Linked DNA regions of Mus musculus: region 2 is linked to region 1. The links are chromatin loops, found by intact Hi-C in ENCODE. Cell type or tissue: heart. All regions are shown on one strand. Region 1 holds the start of Cadm2 (cell adhesion molecule 2). Region 2 overlaps Cadm2 (cell adhesion molecule 2).

Region 1 (5,000 bases):
ACTTTTAATATTTTCTTAAAACGAATTAATTTGGGTAGTTTGCTTCTGTACTTTACAGGTGACGTTTTCGGTTTATTTTCAGAAACTTATCTTTGAAGTTCCTTAAAATAATAGTATATCTTAAGTCCCTGGAGGCCTAGTGTCTTCCACTTGATGAGAATGTTGAAATTCCCCATGGAGTATCTGGCAAAATAATGCTAATGTTCAATGCTTTCAAAACTGAGTTTCCAGGAAGATTCCAGTCCAGTGAGTGCTGCTTAACATGGGAGATTCTGCAGTTCTTAGTTCCTAGGACCACAGTTCTTGCCTGTGTGTTTTCCAACAAGAATCAAATGTAATCTGTTTCACATTGTCAGTCACCAGTGCTGAAATATTCCTGCCAACTGGAACAACTGGGATGTTGTCCTAAATATGACAAGTTGTGTGTGTGTGTTCTTTCTTATTTTATTTTATTTTTTACCTTTCTGCTCATTGCAACTTTAGAAATGATCAAAGTCTACTTTGGATGATTCAAGGGGAGAGGTCTCGGGGTAATACAGCCATAAAACGGGTACAAACTAGAACCCAGTAACCTTGACATATCAAACCGTCCTTTTTTGACATTCCCATTTGTTACAGTCTTCCTGACACAGAGCTGAAGCAAGGGTTATGGTATTAGGGCATCACCTTTTGATGCTCCCTGCAGCTTAAGTGATAGCAGTATGCAAGGGCTTTCTGTCTTCCCTAATGTCTAAAACTCATGGTGGGCAACTACCTTCAGCAGTAATAAAATTATTCCCCCGTCCTCCTCCTTTCAGACCCTACTTGCAATTTTATTACTGAAATGACACACCTTAATTTTGAGAACCTATGGAGAAAGTTGAGTAGAGATATGAATGGGTCATTACCTAAAAGGCTTTAAGGGTTGCTCATAAAAAGTTGCCGCAAAGGAAGCAGCAGTCTTGAGAAAGGGCAAAGGGCATCCCTATAGGTCTCTCCTCTCATCTTTGCCTCAGTCCTTTTTGGTTGCAAGCTTCTATTGTGTGTTATCTAACAAAGCCGACCTATTTACGTTGTGACTGATTCAACACACCAGAACTCTTCCATCATCTGCTAATTTGGTCCAATTAAAAACTGGTCATAGGGAGAAAAAACTACGAATTAATCTCGGTTAGAAAAACTTGTGAATAATTTGTCTTGCTCATTTAAAGCTGGACTTCTAAAGCTCGTGGTTTGTATTAAGTGATTCTTCCTGACCACTTTATGTCACACCCTCGAATGAAACACATTTCCTCTTCTTTCTTCTTAGGAGTATTGTTGGCATTTTAAAAGAAATTTTATAAGATTCCCTGTTATTTTTAATTAGGAAAAATCCTCTTCACAGCTACACTATTCTTCGCAAAGCAGACAAACTATCGGGCCCCAGTTACATGTTTGCTCTTTACATGGTAAGAGAACTATTACTATCATCTTTTTCAGTTGAGAAGGCTTCAGAAATACCACCACAAAAGCATTATGAAACCAAAGAGACAGCTATGGGATTTGAACCGGATCTCAGTCCCTATACAGTCACTCCCAGAGCTATGTGGAGAAGTGGACGTGGTATACGTAAACTTTTTGAAGAAAAAACAACAACAACAACAACAAAGTGATTTTTTTCCTTTACTTCTAAATCTCTGCTTCCCCAAGTTCTTGCAGGCAGGTAGGTGTTCAGCGCCCTATACTTAGCCTCTCCCACGCCCTCTGTAATCTCTCCCTTTTGCGGCTGGGAGCATTGAAGATTGCTACTGCAGCTGGTGAGTGGGCAGGTGAAGCCACCATCTGCTCTAGGAGTCCAAATGCTCAGAAGAACTTCGCACCCAGGACCGTGCCCAGGCACATCGGATTCCAGAACCTAGGGGTGTGGGATGGGATGGTGCTGGGGGTGTGTGGTGGTGGTGGGGGGGGGGGGGGAAGATCCAGCTAACCCCGCCCCCTCGCGGTGGCGATTGGCTGAATTCTTCTCCAGGGCTCAGCACCTGTTCATGAACAGGGCTGTCTTCCCTGCAAGTTAGCACGTGGCCACCTTTAAGGAGGTGACACCAGTCCTGAGTGCGTGAAAGGGGGCTTCAGAGCTTCCTGCCCGAAGGGTCCTTGAGAAGCCTGTTTGTTTTTCCCGGCGCTTGTCTCCTCCCACCCTTCTCTGTCATTGGCCCGGTGTGGTGGGTGGGTGTGTTCCTATTGGTCAGGGGGTGGAGCCTATCCCTGGCCAGGGTAGGGGCGGGGCCTTCGCGGCGCTGAGCTTGCCCTTGTGTCTGGTGCTCGCTAGAGCTGCTGCTGCCGCCGCTGCCGCCGCCGCCGCCTCCGTCGCCGCCGCCGCCGCCGCCGCCGCCGCCGCCGCCACTGCTGCTGCTGCAGCCGGAGCATCCGGGAGCCGCCGCCGCCGCTGCTGCCACCGCTACCAAGCGCTGCTACCACTGCTGCCCACCTCTTCTCCCAGGACTCTGACACCCGAGCGCGAGCGGCGGTGCTGCCAGCTTGCTGCCCCTGTCCCCCACCCCTCCCTTCCGTGACCTACCCACTCCTTGCAGCCCTCGCCTGCACCTTCCCCGACACCCCGGCATCTCCGCATCACCTGCCTGAGCAACCTCCGGGCGGGCTCTGGGACTTGCCTCGAGCTCCGAAAGGAAGGCAAGGTCCAAACCGGTGCCGGGCAGATCGGTTGTCGGGGCTGCACCACCAGCAGCAGAAGGAGAAGAAACTATTTAGCCCACCGAAACCCCATTCTGCGGGTGCTCTGCCACTGCCGCTTTTGCTGCCGGCAACCAGCTTCCGCGCGGGTTCGAACACAGCAGCGGCGGTACCGTGGGTCCGGCGGGAGCCGGGGGGACGACACCAGCGGAGCCCTTGCACTGTGTGGTTCGCTCAACCAGCATCTCCTTGCCCCCTCGATCCTTCCCCAGACCCTTAAAAGAAGGGACCATGATTTGGAAACGCAGCGCGGTTCTCCGCTTCTACAGTGTCTGCGGGCTCCTGTTACAAGGTAATCCCCGCCCCGCTGTGGGGAGCATCGCTTCACGCCCATTCCCCATCCTTGCCATTCCACCCCGTATTTCCACTCTCCCCTGGCAATCCCCCAGTGCCCGGCGGTTTCCAGTCCCTCCCCCTCCGCCCCGGTGCTGCAGGGGGCAGTGGCAGTTTGCACCAGCCGTTGCTTCTCCAGCGCTGGCTCAGCCCAGTTCTGGTAGCAGAAAGCTCCTTACGCGGCACCTTTCGCCTTTTCATTCACCTGAGCTGCCTTCATCCCACCCCACTCGATCCCCGCCAGCATCCCCCTCCCACTCAGGGTGGCTGGCAACTTGTGCCTGTCTCAACATTCCATTCTCCGATTCCCCCACCCACCCTCGCCAGCCACCTCCCACATCACGCTCTTAAGCGACCCTTTCCACCTCTTGTCATCTCTTTAACCTCCTCCCCTTTTAGGGTCGCCTTCCTCTTTCCCTTCTTCCCACCAGCATCTCATCCATGTGTCTTTTAAAAAGTGTGTGAGAGCCTGGAAGCAAGCTCCCGCGACGGCAAGAACAGCAGCAGCGGCGGCACCGTGTGCATTGCAATAACATCCCCGGGGTGGGGGGGTGGGGGATTGCGAGACGTGTCATTCACCTAGGAAGAGAAGGGAGACTCTGTCTGGTCTAGAGAGAGGAGTACGAGCGAGCGGAGAAAGAGAGAGAGAGAGAGAGAGAGAGAGAGAGAGAGAGAGAGAGAGAGAGAGAGAGAGAGAGAGAGAGAGAGAATATGAATATGAATGAAACAAGAAATTTAAAACGGAGCGAAGGGACAATTTAAAAGACATAAATCCACTTTATCAACACATCGACTTTTTATTATCCAGTCTGCGTGGTTTGCTTTTTTTTTTTTTTTTAAGCAAAGAAATGCATGCACTCTGGCAGCTACTTCACTGCTTTGGATTTTCGCTCAGAATCTTTACCTGTCTGTCTATCCTCTGTCTGCCGCTTCTTTCCGTAATTAATATCATCCTTCAACGCGAAATGCAAAAACCTTGCGTCTGCAATGGAGGGAAACCACACAAAACAGTTATGCAAATCACTGGTCCTGATGCAAAGCGGCTAGGGGATTTGGGCTCATTTCTCCCAGACCTTCTCTTTTGGAGGATGGAGGAGGTGGGATGTGTGGAAGGGGAAGAAGATGCTAATTTTGAAATAAATGGCAAGGCGTGAGTTGGAGTGTATGGGAGAAGCACTTTGGGGTGGTGGAGGAGGCAGAAGAGGCGTGCATGTGCAGGACCGAAAGGCGGAAGATCCTTGCTTTGAAGAGTAGCACAGGGATGCGGCTTGAATGAGAGAAACGGGAAAGGATGAATGCGAGATGATGGTCAATAGATCTTTTTTTTTTTTTTTTTTTTAAAGCTGGGTGTCTCTTTTCTTGATAAATCTTTGTTCACCTCCAACTCTTCTGCCATCCATTGGTATTTGTGAGAAAGATTAGTTGATCAAATTTATTTGTCTCTGGGTTAAAGGAATGTGGAAGTAAGACACATGTAGACACACCGGAGATTCAGACCCAAACCTTTTTTTTTTTTAAATTATTATTATTTTTTGCAGGATTTAAATGAGGTCAATGAACCATCTTTCAGCAAGTTCTTGGAATGTAGCCTCTTTCTTGCCGTCTTCTGGGGGTTATATATTGGGACAGTATGTTATTTGTGCATATTTATGAATGTAAGTGAAGTAATGGACAGGAAATTGCTGAATCAATTAACTAACCGTGTACAGATGTTTCCTTGAATATATCGAGGAGATTTTTAAACCTATTTTACATGGGATATAAATTTAAAATGTCATGTGCCAAGAAAGCAGATAGTGCATTTTCATGGCTTGCACCTCCTGCTCCCTTTTCTCAGCGCTCACTCCTCCACCCTGGTACTCCTCACCCAGGTGGCTGAAGGCTTTACTTGGATTTCTAATCCTGCCGAGAAAACATCCTCTTGGAGTCCCTAGTTCACCTCTCAGTAACTTGGATTT
Region 2 (5,000 bases), 530 kb after region 1:
TAAATGAATATAATCTTAATGAGAGTATATATATATATATATATATATATATATATATATATATATATATAATTTCTGTTAGGGAATTATTTTATTATACTTATTTATTCACTTTTCTGAGGCTTAGGGCTGAACTCAGGACTTTGTTTAGTACTCTTACACTGAGATAAATCCCCAATCACAGTAATATATTTTAATAGAAAATGTCTCATGGCAGAGATGGGAAAAGTATCTCATTTAACAAAAGGCAACAATGGCTTATTTAAATATCTAAATGCCCAGAACAATTCAACCTATAGATGGATGCTTTTTGTGTCCTTTAAAAAAATCCTTTTGAAAAAAAAAACCCTCCTTTTATAGCTAAGACAGTTTTCAAATTTGGAACCTTCTTTTCTCATAATTCAGATGCTGGAATTGTGAATGTTCGCTACCTGCCAGTTAAAGTCTGTGATTTTAATGACTGCATTTACATTATCTCTGACCATTATAACATTATGAAACGCAACAAATTAGACAACCCAGGCTTTGAACTTGGGTAATACATTTCTTTGGCTTGTTATTTATTATAAAACAAAGTCTCCAGATTAATGTTCAGAGATAAACTACCTCAGGACATTCTCTAAATCACTCTTATGTTGTCTCTAGACTTGTTCGATTTAGAATGTCTGGGCCTACTCACACTTAATAGCATTAGATTGATTGCCTTTATGCCGTGTCTACAGACAAGGACAAGTTTTCAATAGCCTCTCCATATCATAGGTACCAATTAAGTCTATTGCACTAATGCACATAAAAATACTTATCTATTAAACTTCTGCTACTCTTCTCAGCTGTCTATGATGAAGATGGGTTCATTCAGGTGATACCCGCTATATAGTATTGGTCAAAGATCCCCATGCATTTGTCTTTGAAGCCCTCTGCTCATCATTTTACCAAGTTTCCCAAGCCATGAAAGATTATACTCTGTTCAGAGCAAACCTTGCCTTTGAAACCAACATCATTTTTGGTCTTCAGTCTAGGGTAGTGTGTTAGGATTGGATATAGCCTTTATATGTTAGCAGTGGAAATGGGAGGTTAAATCTTGATGCTCACTCCTGTCAATCAATGCTTAGCATAAACAGGGGGAGTTTGCTTAAGAACATGGTTTGCCTTTGTGTTTAATTAATGCATCCTTGGCTGAAATGCTGCTAATGTAGTAAAACTTTGGGTCTTTGGTACTAATGGGGACTTATTTATTTGTTTATTTACATATTTTTCCTCCCAGTCAGTCCCCTCCTGGTACCCCACCACGAGAGTCCCTCCCCCAATTTGCTTCTGTCTGAAAGTATACTTTGCCTGAACGAAACAGTGTAATTTACTCATTTTCAGCCCACTTGCCCTCAGCTTCCAGGTCTGAGAAGTGATGTGTAGTCACAAGTATGCCTTTCTGTTGCATCCTCAGGAGTTGATCACAGAAATATGTTCCCTGACTGACTGAACCATGCACAGATCCACAATCTGTTATCTTCTTGTGGCATTACTGATCTTTAAAGACCAACTTATTTGTCTTCTTTGAAAGTATAGAAATGTTCAACAATAGCCAGATTAAATAACAACAGACAATATTCAACTTGGTATAGTGTGTAACAGAAAATACTTAGAAGACACATCTACACATGCAAGATTTTCTTTTCTTTTATTCTGGATGGGTACAATGAAAGTGTCTGTCTTTTATGCTTTGTGTTAAGATGAAGTGTAACTTATATCAAGCCAGATACATTCAAAATCTATTTTTTTCCCTGGAAATCCATAGCTGAAGCTGGTTCTGCTAATCACTCCTATCAGTCATAGCATGACTATCAAGTTTTAAATGACACCAAAACATAGCCATAGTTCAAAATAGAAAGACCTCTGAACATCTCTAACTTCAGGTCTCTCATTTCTAATCATGTCAAGTTCTCTTAGAAGTGTGGGGTTTTAATACAATTCATGGGAAATGTCAACATTGAAAATGGCATTTCCTAATATGTGCTTGTATTCATAGTGAATCACGTGAAACCAAGTAATAGGACTTCTCACACTGTAAACTTTTAAAATCCTGTTAGATATTACGGAGGCCACAGACACAACTCTTTTCAGCAGTTTCATCATTGGAGATAACTTTCACTGGTTTTATAATTACTTGCAACTAGAGGCAGACAAGGCTGTCATCTAGTGTCTGTACCTCAGAACTGCAGGCATACTGTCCTCAAACCTGAGAAAAAGCTCAGCTCCTACAGACAGAACAAATGGATTTGAGACCCAAACTTATCTGGTAATGACTAGGCAACATCAAATCTGGGTATCTCTTTTTGTCCTGTTACACTTGCTAATCATCTGACACATCATCGAAGATGAGTATGAAGTACTCCTTCCCAAACTCACCTTAAAATGGTACCATGTAAAACACACACACACACATACACACACACACACACACACACACACACACACACACACACACTCACACACCCACACACACACCCACATACACACACACTCTCACACACACACTTGTGCAAGCACACCTCCAACACACATACCAAGGCACAAAGACATGTAACTCATAACTAGAAACTAATTTTCCTTTAGTATAGTAGAACTGTGAAATAAAATACAAGAGGCATTTTTATCATTTTTATGTTTATCATCCTAGGATTACAAATTGAAGCATTGCAAACCCTATTTTGTTTCATATTTTCTTCCAATGTTACATTTTTCTATAAATGCCAGCATTTTGAAAGATATGATTTAAAAGATGCATTCAGCTTTCATAAAATTATTAATTCCAGCTGACAGATAACTATTAAAGTAAGATACCTCTCTTTTTTTATTCATTCTTCATATAGAAAAATAACCCTCATTGTATTTTAAAATAGATGATTAGTATTCACAAAAAGTTACTGAGAAAAGACTCCACTGAAGGAAAAATTGGAAGTTAATTTAGTTAATCAAACAGTTCACAAAACCAAATCTTTCTAGAATAAACTACTAGGGAAGGTATTTTTCTTTATCATTGATATTATATGGAATAAAATAAACACACATAATCTGAGTATTCTATGAATTATGCCTGTATTTTAGACTAATAGTAAATTGTGTATTGTACACTATTGATTACTTCTTAATGAACTACTTATACTATGGTATGATTTAGCTATATGTAAAAGACAAGGATTGAAAATACTAAAATATTTAAATATCTTAAAATCCATACTGTTGTCTGTGAATTCTATTGTTAAAGAAATTTTTAATTTTTTTTAAATAATCAAATACTGTCATAGCATTTTGTCCTTACTGTGACAAAATTCTTGACAGAAGCAATTCCCTGAAAAACAAACAAACAAACAAACAAACAAACAAACAACAGGCAAAGCCTATTAGGGTTTACAGTCTGAAGGGATACATTCCATCATGAGAAGAGAAAGGAGAGTGGCTGGATAAGGAGCTCACCCGCTGTTCACACTGCCTATCGGTCAGGAGTGAGAGAATGGACTGGGAGTGTGGCCAGGCTATTAAGCTTCTTCTTCTAGGGAAGCCATCACCTTGTAAAGGATGCATTACATCCCAAACTGCACCTCCCAGTGAGCCTACAGGAAACGTTTTTCATTCAAACCACACCACATAGCCTGTACCAGTTCTTTCATTGGACCCTTTCACAAGACCAGATTACTAAATGGCACTTTTAAAGAACTCATGTATATTGTATAAATGAATTGCATGTTTTGCTTCTTCTCAGACAGTCAAGTCTCCTGGTCCATTGAAATATCCCTCGCACATGATAGGAGCAGTTCACACTTCTCGATGCATCTTTCCTCATTTTCCACTTGTTTATAGATTTCTAATTTAGAAAAAGCATCAAGACAGCATGCGTTCTGCTGCATATGTACTGCCAATTACATAGAAGCTTAAAAATATCAGTAAGGACGTTAGAGGATGTTCTAAATGATGAGTCAGAGGGTACTATAGTCACTCCTGCCCTGTGAGAAGGCAATGGATAGATAATTTGTAACTTCCTAAGCAAGGTAAGGATTTGGTTTTCCTTTAAAATAGGTTTTCAATCTGATATGTTGAAGATGCACTGTAATGGGAGTTAAATGAGGTTAAAAAGAGGGCAAAGGTAAAGTTTTTCTTCTTCTTTCTTTTATTTTTTAAATACTCTAAGTAGATCAAGACTCTGGAGTTTCTTTTTGAATAGCACTTCCAGAAGGGAAATTTATATGCAGCTCAAGTGTTTGAATGTATAATTTATTCATCAGCATCACTTTCTCAAGCTATTCTTCACAAAATACCATAGTGAGACTCCGCAATGGAATTTGATTGTGCAAACTGATACCACTCGCCTGCACTGATAAAAGGGAAGTGATGATTGTATTCTTATTCTATTGCATAATATGAATTTAAATTTCAATTACATCAGATTAAATATTCGGCTATAAGCCATCTTCATTTAACATTATTTCTGATTAGTTTCTAATTTCTGTTGCTATTGATAACAGTTTTTTACCTTCTCATCTGTGATTGCATAGTAGAGACATTCATATATTTCCCATCTATTTATTTGTGTTTTGAATTTAGCAGAGTTTTGAAACTCTTAAAAATTAACTAAGGGTGAAGCATTTCAAATTAAGATCCCCAGTATTAGAGGTATTATAATGTAAAGTCTGGCTTACTGAAATCTACAGTTGTTAAAAGTGTGAAGAGAATCTCAGTCCTGTTTTATTTTCTTCTAAAAATTAATAAGAAAAGAACTTGATCTTCAGATAAAGTACTTGTTACACAAGCCCAAGGACTGGAATTCCCACCTCAGCCTACCCAAAACTCTGGGCTGCTACTGCTACTGCTACTGCTACTGCTACTGTTACTATAACTATTACTATAACTATTACTATTATTATTACTACTACTATTACTATTACTATTACTATTACTATTACTATTACTATTACTATTACTATTTTTATTGTCAAGAGCCAGAATGT

What was found. Hi-C counts contacts between places; a loop is a spot of excess contacts. Peaks named below come from ENCODE experiments on the same cell type or tissue, not always from the same donor. Only the 100,000 strongest peaks of a DNase experiment are listed, where the experiment ranks them.
Region 2: a loop joins it to region 1, with 4 times the contacts of the local background. A loop is called at or near these places in 7 of 42 quality-filtered maps.

Annotation. Positions count from the first base shown.
Region 1 is chr16:67,618,172-67,623,171 of GRCm38, reverse strand. It overlaps Cadm2 (cell adhesion molecule 2), which reads left to right and starts at 2,264. Exons shown (of 10, transcript NM_178721.4): 1 at 2,264-3,001. The coding sequence starts at 2,941. In heart, no CTCF peak of the experiment used is centred here; a DNase peak (open chromatin) is centred at 2,181; H3K4me3 peaks cover 2,347 bases; H3K27ac peaks cover 502 bases; H3K27me3 peaks cover 608 bases.
Region 2 is chr16:67,087,138-67,092,137 of GRCm38, reverse strand. All of the region lies in intron 1 of Cadm2 (cell adhesion molecule 2), which reads left to right. Among named protein-coding and RNA genes, the nearest start is that of 1700010K23Rik, 430 kb to the right of the region's middle. In heart, a CTCF peak has its summit at 2,193; no DNase peak of the experiment used is centred here.